2 separate regions of the Mus musculus genome follow, and region 2 is linked to region 1. A link is a loop called in an ENCODE intact Hi-C map of the cell type or tissue named here. Cell type or tissue: heart. All regions are shown on one strand.

Region 1 (8,000 bases):
TGAGATACTGTTATGTTTATTTTTATATTCTTAGTTCCATGACTATGATAAGTAAATGCGAAATGAATACATGGATGAATGAATGAAATCCCCAAATTGTATAATTTTAGAGGGAAGATAACATGTTTTCTATAAATCTGTGACTATTCTTAACTCATTCAAGTTAAGATATCATCATGTTAATTTCCCTTAAATAACTTCATGCATACCCATGAATACAATATGATCAAGCTGTGTGTCTGTTTTAATAAGATTTTGATCACAAATATCACTAAATGTTTCCTAATAGACCCCATGAAATTCACAGTTTAATGTACTTCTAAGCTATTTAGGGTTAAGAACCAAGTTGGACCCTTGTGTTTTAACTAACTGCTCAAGAACAAAAAGAATATATATGCCTTTGATTTCCTCTCTGCTTGACTTCAGCTACGGGTATTTTAATGACTCGGGTGACAGCCAGGTTTGGAGACTGCTCTGTAATCACTGTTGATCACACTAGATGTTCTCCTCCAAAATCTAGGACATGATTGAGAACTGGAATGAAAGGGAAGCAGTGACTAAGGCATCATTACACAGCACAAGGACACTGGCTGGTGCGATACACTGAGCCTTCTATTCAGGGCAAAGCTAATTGAAGAAAGAATTTGCTTCCCCCAGGATTAAGATACAAGTGTGGCCACATGAAAGCATTCTGTAGGCTGCTGTACTTCTGCCTACTTGGAAGCTCAATGCTATGTTTTTTCTCACACTAACTAGCAAGGCCTTTACTCATATGCTTTGAAAATTAGAAGCAGAGGGTATTTCTTAGAGTAATGAATGTTTTGTCTGAGACATACTAACATGTGTTTTGAAAGAAACTAAAAAAGTAACATATAGTTTATGGAGACTTAAAATAGATCTTATAATCTGGTGAGAAGGACTGTGCATCTCGTCCACCACCTTAGAAAATACAATCTTTATTCAAGCATTAATATTTTCTGCTGAGATCAGATTTTTTATTTCAGCAGGCTAAGAAAATGTACTTTACTTCCTATATTGAAGGATAATATTCACTGAAGGATATAAATCATAATATGAAATAATTTTATTCTGCTTATCAAAAAGTAATGTCTAAAAAACCTACAGTGAAGTTACCATACTTAACTCACTACCAATGTGAGGTACCAATAATAAATAAATAAATAAATAAATAAATAAATAAATAAATAAATAAATTTTAGAAGGTACTGAACTAACAATCCTTATAATCTCCAACCTGGTAAAAACCTAAACAGATAAACAATATCAGCAACCAGCATTGTCTCTCTTTGTTTTCTCTACTCAGTGACTGATTCTGCACTACTTACAACTCCTGAGTCTCACTAGGACCCAAAGCATTTGGATGAACTTCATGTGTTGGAACAGACCCAAATTTAGCATACCTAGGGAGTACCAACTTCCTGCTCACCAGGCCATACAGTGAAGCATCTGCAGTGCCAGTCAGGAAGGATGGGACTGCTCTCTAGCCCCCATCTTCCTGTCAGCTCTATCTATCCTTGAAATCTACTCTGCCCTGGGTATTTCAGCTTTGAGAAAAAAAAAAAAAAAAACCAAAACTGTATGCAATCTCTCTTCTGCTTGCAGCCAGAGACGGTTTTCTACTTTTCCAGGGTTTACATGATTAGCTTGAACCCAGGTAGATAATCCAGGATAATCCCTCCATTTGGAACACTGTGGCCCACAGGTAATTTTCGCTGTGTATTCACAGACTGCATGGGTGAAAATGTGAACTTTGATCCTGGGGAACATCCGGCCAGTATCTTCATTTTCCTCATACCCCAGAGTTATTTGTTGTTAATAGTTTAGTCTGCTGACCATATTACAGTGTGGGCTGGTAAGCGCTGAGAAAGACTGAACACAAAACTTAAAACAGTGAAAACTTTCCCAGACTGTAGGTTTAATTAGCCAAATGGAAAGGCTGCCTCCCTGCTAACAGAAATACATAGGAGAATTCCACTCACTGTGAAATATTGGCAAAGGACTTGAACAGATAATTAGAAATCCGAGACAATGTGCTTCTTCCAAGGCAGTTTTGGGAAATCATAGGGAACAGCTTATTGTCTGTGGACAGCTTTTAAACGCTTGGACGTGAGCTAGTTTACACTAATTTCAAGTCCAATATTTATGCCCAATCTGTTTCTTAAGTGACATTTCCAGTCCCCCATTTCTAACTCTCCTAAATGAAAAAAAAAAAACAAAAAACAAAAAAAAAAACAAACAAACAAACAAAAAAAAACCACACTAGCATTTCTCCAGTGTGTGCATACAGATGATGCTTAAAAAAAAAAAAAAATAGTAAGAAGAGGGTGGTCTTTGAAAGTCACTAATTCTTTGAAACACCTGTATCTGACTTCTCGTTTATACATGTTACAAGAGACAGATGCCAAGGGAGGTCTGCAAAAGTCAGCTCGGATTATAATTTTCTTAGGATCTCTACTGCACATGAAGACCTATAGAATCAACGTCTGAGAAACTGTAGTAAGAGTTCTTGGGAAGCATTTCATGCTACCGTGCCCCACATGGAGTTCCTGGTCTCACCAAGCTTTCCCTTTCCTGGAACAATCAACAGAGAAAGTTCAGGGTCAAGGGTGCATCTCCCAGGAAGAAAGTCCTTCCGAGCCCGGCTTCAGAAAAATGTCAAAGTCCACAAGGCTTTTCTGAATATGGACCCTCATAAGGCAGAGCTTCGCTCCCAGGAACCCACATGGGATCCTGTCCCTGGGATGCCTCTGTCCCTTTTCCTCTCCACTGACACTTGGAGTAGCTCAGTTTTCTTTGCAGATCGTTGTTCACCATCCCTAATTAACACTGTAGGGAAATGCAGCCCACAGATTGCCTTCCATCCCTTTTGTCCCTTTAATGAGCGCAATTTTTTTAATAATTTGCTATAAACTTGACTGCTTAGAAGCAATAAAATTGGACGCTATTCAGCCATAGTACTGGCCTAGTTTTTGATCACTAGATTGTATAGTTCTACATAAATTCTAGACATCACAATTATCCCTTCTGGTACACTTAATGACTACTTGTTTCATTATGTTGAGATTGAACTAACAGTGAAGGGAGCCACTGGCTGTAAAGATGCCAGCCTATTGGTTCCTGTCTTCTCATGAACGCCTGGGCCATATTTTCTGAGTGAGGGTCTAAGTGTCAATAATTAACACACATTAGGATAACTGGGTTTTAAAGAGAGAAATGCAGACCACCAGAGACCCTGGCCTGTCCTTTCCATGACTCTCCTGTGTTCCACTCTTTCATGTAAACACACTATAATAAATCCATGAAACTCATTTTCCCAAAAGAAGCAATATAATTTTTAAGTTTTATCCTATTTATTGTTTCTACTGGGGTAATTTTGCTCATGTACACTATCATAGAAAGTTTGAAAACATCACAAAATAAAAGTTAAAAAAAATGGCTCATAATCCGAACAATTCTCATTCTTTGCTGAAAAAATACAAATAAGTTCACACCACAAGAACCAAACAAGGCTTAACTTGTTTGTAGTACTCTCTGGCAGCATTCAACCATCCGCCCAGCGCTGCTCCCTCTACACAGGGGGCTCCTGAACCAAAGCGTGGATTAATCTAAGAACCAGGCACGGAAGAAATCAGTCACAACAAAGCTGGAGTTTGGCTCAGAACCACCTCTGAAAAGCCGCAAGTCTCGCGTCTGTAAAATGCGCCTTTACTGCCCTCTAGCGTTCCTCTTCTCGATTCCCTTGCGGAACCGGAAAAGCTGGAGATCAAAGGGAGAGAATGATTACAATAGAAATTCAATTCTCCGATATCAGAGAATTCCTATTCAGGAAAAAATAAAATAAAATATAACCTGAAGCTGTTAATTTCTTGTTCTCCTCCCAACTCCAAATTTCCTGATTAACAGAACATTGTCTTTAATTTCTCTCTGACGGCGCTTTTATCTTAAGAGAAATGATTACTGTGATGAGCCTATAAATACAGTTACAGGTTTGTTTTACGTAGTTGGGGTTGTGAAACTGGTTAGTCTTATGTGAAATAAAAATATCATAAATAAAAAGAGAACAAATTTGTTAAAGAAGGACAAAGATGACAATATATCACAAATTATAAGAAAGATTATTCAAAGGAAGATAAAAGGCTCCGTGGTGTAGCATCTGCCCCGAGATTTTACCTTCTTCCCTCATACAGAAGACTCAAAAGGATCTCAGGAGCTAAAAGTAAAATTAGCTTGGCTATATTCAAATTAAAACGAATTTTCATCAAATCCTCAAGTTTTGAAGCCCAAAGAAATGACAAGAATTTATGTGGATAATTAGCTTATCTCAAAACAATACTCTTTTAACAGCTACGTGACACATAAAAGACATGTGAGTAGATGAAAACAGAAGACTACGGCTTCAAACGCATCAGTTAGAAGGTGAGAACGAGCAGATGTGCTCACATTGGCCTCACAGTAATCGAACATGCTCACCAATATTCCTCCATATTTGGACTGCTCACATTAGCAGAAATGTTTTTAAAGTGCTGAAAAAAAGAAGGTATAAAATCAACTTTTGCATATCTTAATGGTTATTCTTTTTTAAAAAATCAGATGACACCAATTTTTTTAGAAATATCCATACCCTGAAATAAACCATGTTTTTGTACGTAATAGCCTAAAAGAATATTCTGAAATGTATAGTGTTCATTGTCAAAGGTGTTTTAAGTGCAGATACTAGAACAATGTAACATAGCTTCAAGTAGAAATACACACACACACACACACTCTGGAGACTAGGTCTCAGATAGGAGAATTATTGATCCTCTCAACCTACCTTAAAAATAGCTACTTCCTAAAATCCATAAAAGAGAAAAGAGGAAGGAAACATTTTTTGGAATGACACTGACTTTTTCTTTTATTGAAAATATTTTTTCACATAGATGTCCTGATAATAATTTCCATTTCCTCTCCTACACAAATCCATAACCTTGGTTACAAAACAAACGGGTATATATAAATAATATTAAAATAAGGTAAAGTAAAAACAGGCAAATTGGAATAGAACAAAACAAACAAACAATCAGAAGAAAAGAGCCAAAGAAAAGTATAAGAAACACATGTGGATACACACACAAACACACACACACATTATCACACACGGAAATCTAAGTAAAACACAGACCAAAAACCATAACATAAGCAAAAGCCCTATAAGGTTAAAAAAAAAAAAAAAGGAGGGACTGAAGGAAAATGGGAGAAAGGAGAGAGAGAGAGAGGGAGAGAGGCAAGGAAGGAAGAAAAGAAGGAAGAAGGAAGGAAGGAAGGGAGGGAGGGAGGGAGGGAGGGAGGGAGGGAGGGAAGGAAGGAAGGAAGGAAGGAAGGAAGGAAGGAAGGAAGGAAGGAAGGAAGGAAGGAAGGAAGGAAGGATTGGTCTATGATTTTCTTTGTTAGGCTTTTTGGTGGTTTAGGGGTCAGGGGACTTGCTTCCTCATAAATAGAATTGGGCAATGTTTCTCGTGTTTTTATTTTGTGGACTAATTTAAGGCGTATTGACAATAACTCTTCTTTGAAAGTCTGATACAATTCTGAGTTAAAGCCAACTCCCAATCTGTTCTTGCTTGCTTGCTTGCTTGCTTGCTTGCTTGCTTGCTTGCTTGCTTGCTTGCTTTTACATTTATTTCTTGCTGGTTTGTTTTCTTGGTTTGTTGTTGTTGTTGCTGTTGTTGTTGTTGTTGTTGTTGTTGTTTGAGGGGTGGTGAAGAATTTTAATTACTGCTTCTATTTCATTAGGGGTTATAGGTTTAAGTTGCTTATATGATTTTAACTTAACTTAGGTAGATGGTATATATCCAGAAAATTATCTTTTTTTTTGTCTATTTGTTTCTTTTGTTTTGTTTTATTAGATATTTTCTTTATTTACATTTCAAATGTTATCCCTGTTCCTGGTTTCCCCTCCAAAAATCCCCTCCCCTATCCCCTCCCCCAGCCCCCTGCTCACCAACCCACCCACTCCTGCTTTCTGGCCCTGGCATTCCTCTACACTGGGAACTTGACCTAGAGCTGAACCCAAGCTGAACCCAAGTACCAGGAAGGACATCATGGTTTGTCCTTGGCCACACCCTAGCTACTTATTAGCAACAGCCAATCAAAGATTAGTCTGATCATTTCAGATGTACTTTCAGACCATTTATAATGGTTCATGGTTTTGCTTCAGAGCCCTCACCTGTCAGCTTACAATAGTCACACAATTAGATGCTTGACAGGATGAAATCCCTCCTTAATTGCCATTTCCTATAAAGCTTTGTCCTGCTAAGAGCTCCACCTTCCTGTCCTGCTGCATTACTGATGTGGTGTGGCCCAAGCTCTAGCTTGGAAATAAAATACCATAGTGCTATTACATCTACACTGAAGTCAGCTCCTGGGTGGTCATTTGGGGTTAATGAACACTTCCTGGCACAACAACTAATGAGATGGCTGTGCTCAGGAACTGTCTCCTAACAATCCACATTTTAAGATATTCCAATTTGGTGGAGTAGAAGTTTTTAAAGTATGCTTTTATGATTTTCTAGATTTCCTTGGCATCTGTTTTTATGTCCCCCATTTTCATCTCTAATTTTGTTGATTTGGATTTTCTCTCTCTGCCTTTTAGTTAAATTGGATAAGTGTTGGTCAAAGTACCAACTCTTTGTTTCATTGATTCTTTGTATTTTTTTTTCTATTTCATCCCTGAGTTTAATTATTTATTTTCATCTACTCTTTTTGAGGGTTACTTTTTCTTTTGTTCTAGAGGTTTCAGGTGTATCATTAAGTTACTAATATGAGATTTCTCCAATATTGTTATGTGGACACTCACAGCTGTGAACTTGCCTCTCAGAAGCCCCTACACTGTATTCCATAAGTTTAGGTCTGCTGCATTTGAATTTCATTCAATTCAACATTTTCAATTTCTCTCTTCATTTCCATCTTGACCCATTTTTCATTCAGTTGTGTGTTGTTCAACTTCCCCAAATTTGTAAGCTTTCTTTTGTTTCTGTTGTTATTGACATCCAGCCTTAATCCATTGTGGTCAAAAAGGAAACTGGGTGTTATCTAAATTTTCTTGTATTTGTTGAGACTTGTTTAGTGTCCAGGTATATAGTCAATTTTGGAGAAAGTTCTATGTGCTCTGAGAAGAAGGTATATTCTTTTGTGTCTGGGTGAAATGTTCTCTAAATATCTATTAGTTCCATTTGGTTTATGGTGCCATTTAGTGCTAGAATTTCTTAGTTTAATTTTTGTCTGGATGTTCTATCTATTGGCAAGAGTAGGGTATTGAAGTCAGCCATTATTATTGTGTAAGGGTCATTGTATAATTTTATCTGTAGTAATGTTTCTTGTATGAATGCTTACGTCCTTTTGCTTGGTGCATAGATATTTAGGTTTGTCATATCCTCTTGGTAGAATTTTTCTTTTGATGAGTATACAGTTTCCTTATCTGTCTCTTCATCTATTTTGTTAGCTGCTAAAATGGCTACACCAGTTTGCTTCTTGGGTACATTTACTTGGAATATCTGTTTCTAGGCTGTTACTGTAAGGTGATGTCTGTTCTTGATATTAAGGTGTGTTTCTAGGATGCAGCAGAAAAATGAATTTTTTCATATGCAATTTCTTTGTCTGAGTCCTTTTGGGGAGATTGAGATTACTTACTAGTAGAGTTATCAATAAATAGGATTTTGATATCCCTATTTTGATATCCCTTATTTTGTTGTGATGGTATGATTTTTTTTTTTTTTTTGATTTGCAGATCATAGGGTTTTTGGGGTTCTGTTTTGGTTTTCTATGTGTTTTCTTGAGTGTGGTTAACCACTCTGGTTAAAGTTATCCTTCTATCCTATTATGTAGATTTGCATTTGTAAATAGATACTACTTGAATTTTGTTTTACCATGATGTCTCTCTCTATTACAATTTTTGCTAGAAATAGTGTCCAGGGCAGGCATCTGTGACCTTTCAGAATTTCTAA
Region 2 (8,000 bases), 170 kb after region 1:
GTGTGTGTGTGTGTGTGTATCCATATTGGTAGCTGACTTTTTTCTGAATACATCGTGTCTCTGATATGCTCACAGAAGTACTTCAGTTCCTGCACTCAGCTCTGAGTGTGTAATCCCATATAACAAATGAGGGTTAAGAATTCATTAAGGGGGCTGGAGTGATGGCTCAGTGGTTAAGAGCACTGATTGCTCTTCCAAAGGTTCTGAGTTCAATTGCCAGCAACCACGTGGTGCTTCATAGGCATCTGTATGGGATCCGATGCCCTCTTCTGGTGTGTCTGAAGAGAACAACAGTATACTCACATATATTAAATAAATAAATAAATAAATAAATAAGAACAAGAGAAAAAAGAATTCACTAAAGAGGTGAGACGGAGGGACTGGGAGGACAGGAGGGAGGGGAAGGCTGCAATCAGGATGTAAAGTGAATACGTTAATTCATTTTAAAAAATAAGTACGTAGGAATCTTCCTAGTTGAACTTTCTTCATAACTGAACGTCGTCACAAAACCACACAAAGCCAGTCCGTTAAGGATAGTCAGATTCCTGCAGCAGATGATTAAAAAAAGTTTTCTGTTTTCAGGAAAAGTGATTAGAAATATTTCATAAACGGGTATATGAAATGGTGATTTAGTTCCTAATCCTGCAGCCTTCTCACATAATGATACTATGTTTTGATGGTGTGTCTCTTCAATTCCCTCTCATTGTTTGAATACATTGTGGAGCTTAATACTTTCCTGGATGAACAGAATATCAAAAAAAAAAAAATCCTTGAGCTATATAAGGTAAGAACAATGAACTGGTCCACGATTAGAATAAATTCCTTTATTTCCTGGACTATTACTCAACACAAGCTTCTTTTTAACCTGGAGACATTTAACTGTACTATCAGCTATTTGTCCTTTGGCATGGAGTCTTTGGGAAACTCTACATGAAACTGTGGATATTAATGGAGGGACCTTCTTACTAAGCAATTTAATGAGTAAAACTTTCCACTCGTGGAACGCTGGAGAAGCATTTTATGGATAAGAAGAGAGAAAAAAAAAGATGCTATTTAAAACATTGCTGAGAGAGTTTGGGCAAAATCCATCTGGCAGACAGACTATTTCTTCCGTTCAGAAACTCATCAAGCACTCCAAACGTGCAACCTGTAGGCAAGTTTAATTAAAGCTTGAGAAATCTCAAAATAGCCTGACATTTAAATATGTTATTTCCGCTCTTGCATAGTTTGGCACGCTCACAGAGGTTCTCTGGGTGTAGATTAAGCTCCCCAGTGACATCCTGCCCTGCCTAACTACTTGATTACTCTGTATTAAAAAAACCACAGGAGTGTGAATGAAAACTACTTTATCGAACCCATGTATTTCCATTTAATAGACAAGCAGGAAGACAGATAGAAACTTGGGTAGGTGAATTAGTAAAAAAAAATAAAATAACAATAACAATAATAATAATTGTGATAGATGATAACTAGCTAGGTAGATCATATAGACACACATGTATAAATTAGTAAAATAAATAATAATAATAATTGTGATAGATGATAACTAGCTAGCTAGGGAGATAGATCATATAGACACACATGTATGAATTAGTAAAAATAATAATAGTAATTGTGATAGATAACTAGCTAGCTAGGTAGATAGATCATACATACACACATGTATGCATGGAATGCTGCGTAGATATGTAGAGAGATGGAATGAAATGTGTTTCTTTTGTCTTCTCTGGCAAAAGCAGTCACTGATTAAAGCAACCATGCCTTAACACAGTCACACTGAAGGATTCTAAATACACATATTTTGTCCTGAAGGAGTAGTTTAATTCTTCTGTGGTTTGGAGAGCCCTGGCCTTCTTTTTCCTGCCCCCATCTTCACTGTTAGGTGGAGGTGAGTGCCCACCTTATCATTAGGTCCTCTTCCCCACCTTTTTCTTTTGCTCTGGTGTTTGTTTCTTGCTTTACTTTTGGGGTTGCTTGTCTGTCTGTCTGTCTGTCTGTCTGTCTGTCTGTCTGTTCAAGACAAGGTACTGTTATGTGGTCCAGGCTGACCTGCAGCTCATGGTCCTGCCTAAGCCTCCCAAATGCTTAGATTATAAATGGTGCCACAGTACCGGATCGAGCTCAGCTTCAGCTGAGCACTTTGCATGATTCATTTTTCTCTCCTTTCTTAGCATAATAACTATTCTTAGCCTGGTTCAATGGCGCATGTCTCTAACCCTAGCTACCCATTCATGGTGCAGGAAGATCATAGATTCAAAGCCAGCTGCAGGTACCCAGAGATGCCCAACCTTAAAAATGAAAGCACAAACAAACAAACAAACAAAACAGTAATTTTTTCCCTAAAGTGTTCATGTGTAAGTTAGGTCTAAGCCTGCCTTCAGTTAATACTTCACATGTAGAGCGTCCCTTAGCACAGTTCCTCCCTACCCACCCTGTGACACTACCAATCACTTGCCCATATTCTGTTATTAAACACACACACACACACACACACACACACACACACACACACACACACACACACAGAGCCACTTACTTTGTCACTGAAATAATCATCTCCTAGATCAACAGAGATTCATGTTTTCTTTCCCTTCATTTGCTCCCTTTCCTATGGAGACCTGAGTTTATGATCTATGCTTTGTTTTTGGTTTTGATATTTTTTTCTCCTTGGGAATTCTTTGAACACTTTCTGCAGGACAGGTCTCTTAGGAATAGATCACCTTGGTGTTTGTTCATTTGAAGAAATCTTTGTTTCTCCTTTACTTCTGAAGAATATTTTCACTAAATATAGAATTGCAGGTCATAGACATTTCTTTTAACATTGAATGTTTCACTCCACTGCCTAGAGATGAGATTGCTTTTGGGTAAGAAAACTGCTGTGGTCCTGGTCTATGTTTAGCTCAAGTATTTCCCGTTTTATATTCTTTCAAGACTTTGTTTTTGTCTTTGGTTTCCTATAGTTTGAATATAGTTTGAATATGCTATGAGTAGTTGAGGGGTATTTGTTAATTCCTTTGTAGTCCTTTATTTTCCCCTTTTTATTGTTTAAATTTTCACGCATGCACATAACTTGCTTTGACCAAATTAACCCCCATCCAGGTCTCTCCCCTATAGCCCTCACCATTTTCCACTCCTTACTTTATGTGATCTGTTTTAAACCTGCTGAGTCCACTTACTGCTGCCTGCATGTGCATGAGTATGGGGCCATCTACTGGAGACTGAGTAACCTCTCAGGCATCACATACCTAAAACAACCTGACTCTCCCTTCACATCAGTTGCCTATAGGTCCTCTTCTAGGAGTGGGAGCTCATGAGCTCCTCCTCATCCAAGCTGGGATTTTTGCTGGCTTATGCATTCAGTCATAGCCACTGAGTTCATGTGTTCATGGTCCTGGCATATCCTCCAAACACTGTTTTACTGTTTGAGACATTTGTCCCATCTTATTCGTTAAATTTAGGGAGTAGGTCTATATGTTTACATCTGTGTTCTCCTTAGTCTCTTAGTCCCTGCACATTGACCAGTTTTGAATCTCTGTATCACTAGCCATCCCCTGCAGAAGAGAGCACCTCTGGTGAGGACTGAGAGATACACTAATTATTTATCCCTTTGGATGTTATTCAGTCTCTCAGTTTCTGTGGTTTGAGTGTTTGGCATTAGTTTTGGAAAGCTCTTAAATGTTCTGCTAGAAACACCCCCCCCCCTTGTCTCCTTCTGGTTTTCCAGTTAGGTCTATGTCTCATATTTCAAAGTGATCTCTGTGAACCTAGTTCAGTTCTGCTCGTTCCTTTTGCATGTTAGTCTAGAAAGCTTCTGTTAACTTTTATTCGACTTCACGGATTCTTTTCCAGGCCAACATGGTGCTGGGTCCATCAGAAGCATTATTCCTCTCTGTTACAGCACTTTTGATTTCTTGCATTTTTTTTTAGATTCTTCAAATTTTCATGTTTATATTATATACTTGTTCTTGCATGATTCCCCTTTTCATTATACTCCTTACTGTATCAATCACAGTTTCTAAATTTTCCTGTCTGTGAATTCTAACACCTGCATCATCGACATCTCATCTGTTTCTCGAATATGCTATGTATGTAATTTGTAACTGCTGGAAGCTAGAAATGAGAAGCGAGGTGGACGAACACTTAGCATTGGGTTTCACGCTGCTCTGACAGGGGTCTGTGGTATGTATGTTTGTCAGAGCTACAGATGACAAAGGCTTCACACTCCTCTTGCACTCTCTCCTTCTCTCTTAATGACCACACTTACTTAAGCATCCTTCCTCAGAGAAGTTATCTGTTTCCATTGCAACTCACACTATTCTATAGGAGTCTTATGGGGATAAAGAACGGAGGAGAGGAAATCATGGAAAGTCATAGGATGGAGTCTCCACCTTTTGAGGTGTGGGTGAGCTATAGCCTTATAGGACTTGTTTTGCTTTCCAAGCTGGAAGGACTGCACCAGGGAAAACCTCTTTCCTCAGCAGGAGTAAGGTTCTAGCAAAGTGTTTTTCCCTAAATAGGAGATCAAAAGAACACTAGACATGAGTAGTTGTAATCACTGTTACCTATTTTAAAATATGTTTAAAGTATAGTTCTCATTAGACAAAGTATGCAATATAGATACCTTCCAAAATTCCCTTGGGAAGAGAGTTTTTAAATATTTAAAAAATATATTTTTAAAAAGAGCATTGAAGGCCTAGTCAGACATCATTGGGAAGAGAGGTCCCTTGGTCTTGCAAACTTTGTATGCCCCAGTACAGGGGAACACCAGGGCCAAGAAGAGGGAGTGGGTGCATATGGAAGCAGGGGGTGGAAGGGAGGGTATAGGGGACTTTCGGGATAGCATTTGAAATGTAAATGAAGAAAATACCTAATAAAAAATTGGAAAAAGAAAAAAAGAGCACTTAAACGATGATTCTATCTTTAAGGTGAGTGGTGTCTTCAGGGTGCAGAGAGCTTAAAATGAAATGGTTTCTCAGTTTTGCCTCCTGATGTGATATAGATCTTGTTAATAGCACTTAAGGAAGAAAGGGTATTTTGGGTTCACAATTCCACACAACAATCTATCATTGCAGGGAAGTCAAGGCAATAGAAATTTAAAGCAATTAGTTATATCAAATCTGAGGTCAAGACCAGAGAGCAATAAATGTGCGCATGCTACTGTTCAGCTCTCTTCTCCACTCTTAAGAAAATGTAGGATCCAGTGCTCAGAGAATAATGCCACCAACAATGGGCAAGTCTTCTGATCTCTATTGACATAGTCAAGATAATTCATCACTATAAAACGTCTCATTAAGACTCCTTCCTCTTTCTCCACATCCTCGCCAGCATCTGCTATCACCTGAGTTTTTGATACTAGTCATTCTGATTGGTGTGAGGTGAAATCTCAGGGTTGTTTGGATTTGAATTTCCCTGATGATTAAGGATGTTGAACATTTTTTTTAAGTGCGTCTCAGCCATTTAGTATTCCTAAGTTGTGAATTCTTTGTTTTGCTCTGTACCCCATTTGTAAATAAGGTTATTTAGTTCTCAGGAGTCTAACTTCTCTAGTTCTTTGTATATATTGGATATTAACCCTCTATTGGATTTCAAATTGATAAAGATCTTTTCCAAATCTGTTGGTGGACTTTTTGTCTTATTGACAGTGTCCTTTGCCTTACAGAAGCTTTGCAATTTTATAAGGGCCCATTTGTCGATTCTAGATCTTACCGCACAAACCATTGCTGTTCTGTTTAGGAATTTTTCCCCTGTGCTCATGTCTTCGAGGCTCTTCCCCACTTTCTCCTCTATGAGTTTCAGTGTCTCTGATTTTATGTGGAGTTTTTTGATCCACTTAGACTTGAGCTTTGTACAAGGAGATAAGTATGGATCAATTCACATTCTTCTACATGCTAACTACTAGTTGAGCCAGTACCATTTGTTGAAAATGCTGTCTTTTTTCCACTGGATGATTTTAGCTCCTTTGTCAAAGATGAAGCGACCATAAGTGTGTGGGTTCATTTCTGGGTCTTCAATTCTATTCCATTGATCTACCTGTCTGTCGATATACCAGCTCCATGCAGTTTTTATCACAATTGCTCTGTAGTACAGGTCGAGGTCAGGGATAGTGATCCTTGGGCATATACCCAGAAGATGATCCAACTTGTAATAGGAACACATGCTCCACTATGTTCATAGCAGCCTTATTTATAATAGCCAGAAGCTGTAAAGAACCCAGATGTGCCTCAACAGAGGAATGGATACAGAAAATGTGGTACATTTACACAATGGAGTACTACATAGCTATTAAAAACAATACATTTATGAAATTCTTAGACAAATGGATAGATCTGAAGGATATCACCCTGAGTGAGGTAACCCAATCACAAAAGAACACACATGATATGCACTCACTGATAAGTGGATATCAGCCCAGAAACTCAGAATACCCAAGATACAATTTGCAAAACACATGAAACTCAGAAGAAGGAAGACCAAAGTGTGGATACTTCATACTTTCTTAGAAGGCGGAACAAGAATACCCATGGAAGGAGTTACAGAGACAAAGTTCAGAGCAGAGACTGAAGGAATGACCATCCAGAGACTGTCCTACCTGAGGATCCATCCCATAAACAACCACCAAACTCAGACACTATTGCAGATGCCAACAACAAATAAACTAATCAGTACTCCCCAGAGCTCGTGTCTCTAGCTGCATATCTAGCAGAAGATGGCCTAGTCAGCCATCATTGGGAAGAGAGGCCCCTTGGTCTTGCAAACTTTATATGCCCCAGTACAGGGGACAGCCAGGGCCAAGAAGTGGGAGTGAGTGGGTAGGGGAGCAGGGCGGGGGGGGGGGAGGGTATAGGGGACTTTTGGGATAGCATTTGAAATATAAATGAAGAAAATATCTAATAAAAAATGTGGGAAAAAATTTTTAAAAAGAAAACTCAAAAAAAAAATTGCAAACAATTTTGTAAATGCAAACTATTTCTAACTTCAGATTGTAAACAATCCTAACCAAAATAAAGATGATTAGTAGCTCTAGCTAAGAATACGTGAGAATTTCAAACTTTTGTTTATTAAAGTGTAATGTAGGTTTTGTCTTACCCATGCGCAAGATATCTTGTTTGCTTTCACCATTATGATTCAAAAAGAATGTACGTTTTCATCAGAGCAAAACGGGAGGAATAAAAATAAAAAGAAAATTCAAACAGCCATAAAAAAAATTAAAAAAAAATAGATTTTGCTGACAGGAACCTGATAATAGCTGTCTCCTGAGAGGCTCTGCCAGTGCCTGGCAAATACAGAAGTGGATGCTCACAGTCATCCATTGAACAGAGCACAGGGTCCCCAATGAAGGAGCTAAAGAAAGTACCCAAGGAGCTGAAGGAGTTTGCAACCCCATAGGAGGAACAACAATATGAACTAACCAGTACCCCCAGAGCTCCCTGGGACTAAACCACAAGTCAAAGAAATCACATGGTGGGACTCATGGCTCTAGCTGCATATGTAGCAGAAGATGCCCTAGTCAGTCATCAATAGGAGGAGAGTCCCTTGGTCCTGTGAAGGTTCTATGCCCCAGTATAGGGTAATTCGAGGGCCAGGAAGTGGGAGTGGGTGGGTTGTGGAGCAGGGGGAGGGGGAGGGAATGGGGGATTTTCAGAGGGGAAACTAGGAAAGGGGATAACATTTGAAATGTAAATAAAGAAAATATCTAATTAAAAAAAAAGACTCCCCCTTCCAAGGGATTCTAGATTCTGTCATAATGACACACACAATTTGCTAAAGATTTTGTATTTCCCATTTGGAATGACTTACTACATTGACAGTTAGTCAACATCTTACAAACTTCCTTTGTGATACCAAGTCTACCAATGTATAGCTGAGTAATTAAATTTGCAGTTTTGTTTGAGATACAAAAGGATGAGTGAAACTGGTAACTGAAGACCTGCTTTTCTCACAGCCTTCTGGCAAAAGGAGGAGGAAATCGCCGGACAGCTGATGTTGTGGCCCACGGATTT

What was found. A loop is a pair of places that touch in the nucleus more often than their neighbours do. Peaks named below come from ENCODE experiments on the same cell type or tissue, not always from the same donor. Only the 100,000 strongest peaks of a DNase experiment are listed, where the experiment ranks them.
Region 2: a loop joins it to region 1, with 4 times the contacts of the local background. A loop is called at or near these places in 6 of 42 quality-filtered maps.

What each region holds. Positions count from the first base shown.
Region 1 is chr4:19,329,378-19,337,377 of GRCm38, forward strand. All of the region lies in intron 3 of Cngb3 (cyclic nucleotide gated channel beta 3), which reads left to right. Among named protein-coding and RNA genes, the nearest start is that of Cngb3, 53 kb to the left of the region's middle. In heart, a CTCF peak has its summit at 3,754 (motif pointing left); no DNase peak of the experiment used is centred here; H3K4me3 peaks cover 562 bases; H3K27ac peaks cover 216 bases.
Region 2 is chr4:19,496,500-19,504,499 of GRCm38, forward strand. It overlaps Cngb3 (cyclic nucleotide gated channel beta 3), which reads left to right. Exons shown (of 18, transcript NM_013927.2): 16 at 7,943-8,000. Among named protein-coding and RNA genes, the nearest start is that of Cpne3, 70 kb to the right of the region's middle. In heart, a CTCF peak has its summit at 3,213 (motif pointing left); no DNase peak of the experiment used is centred here.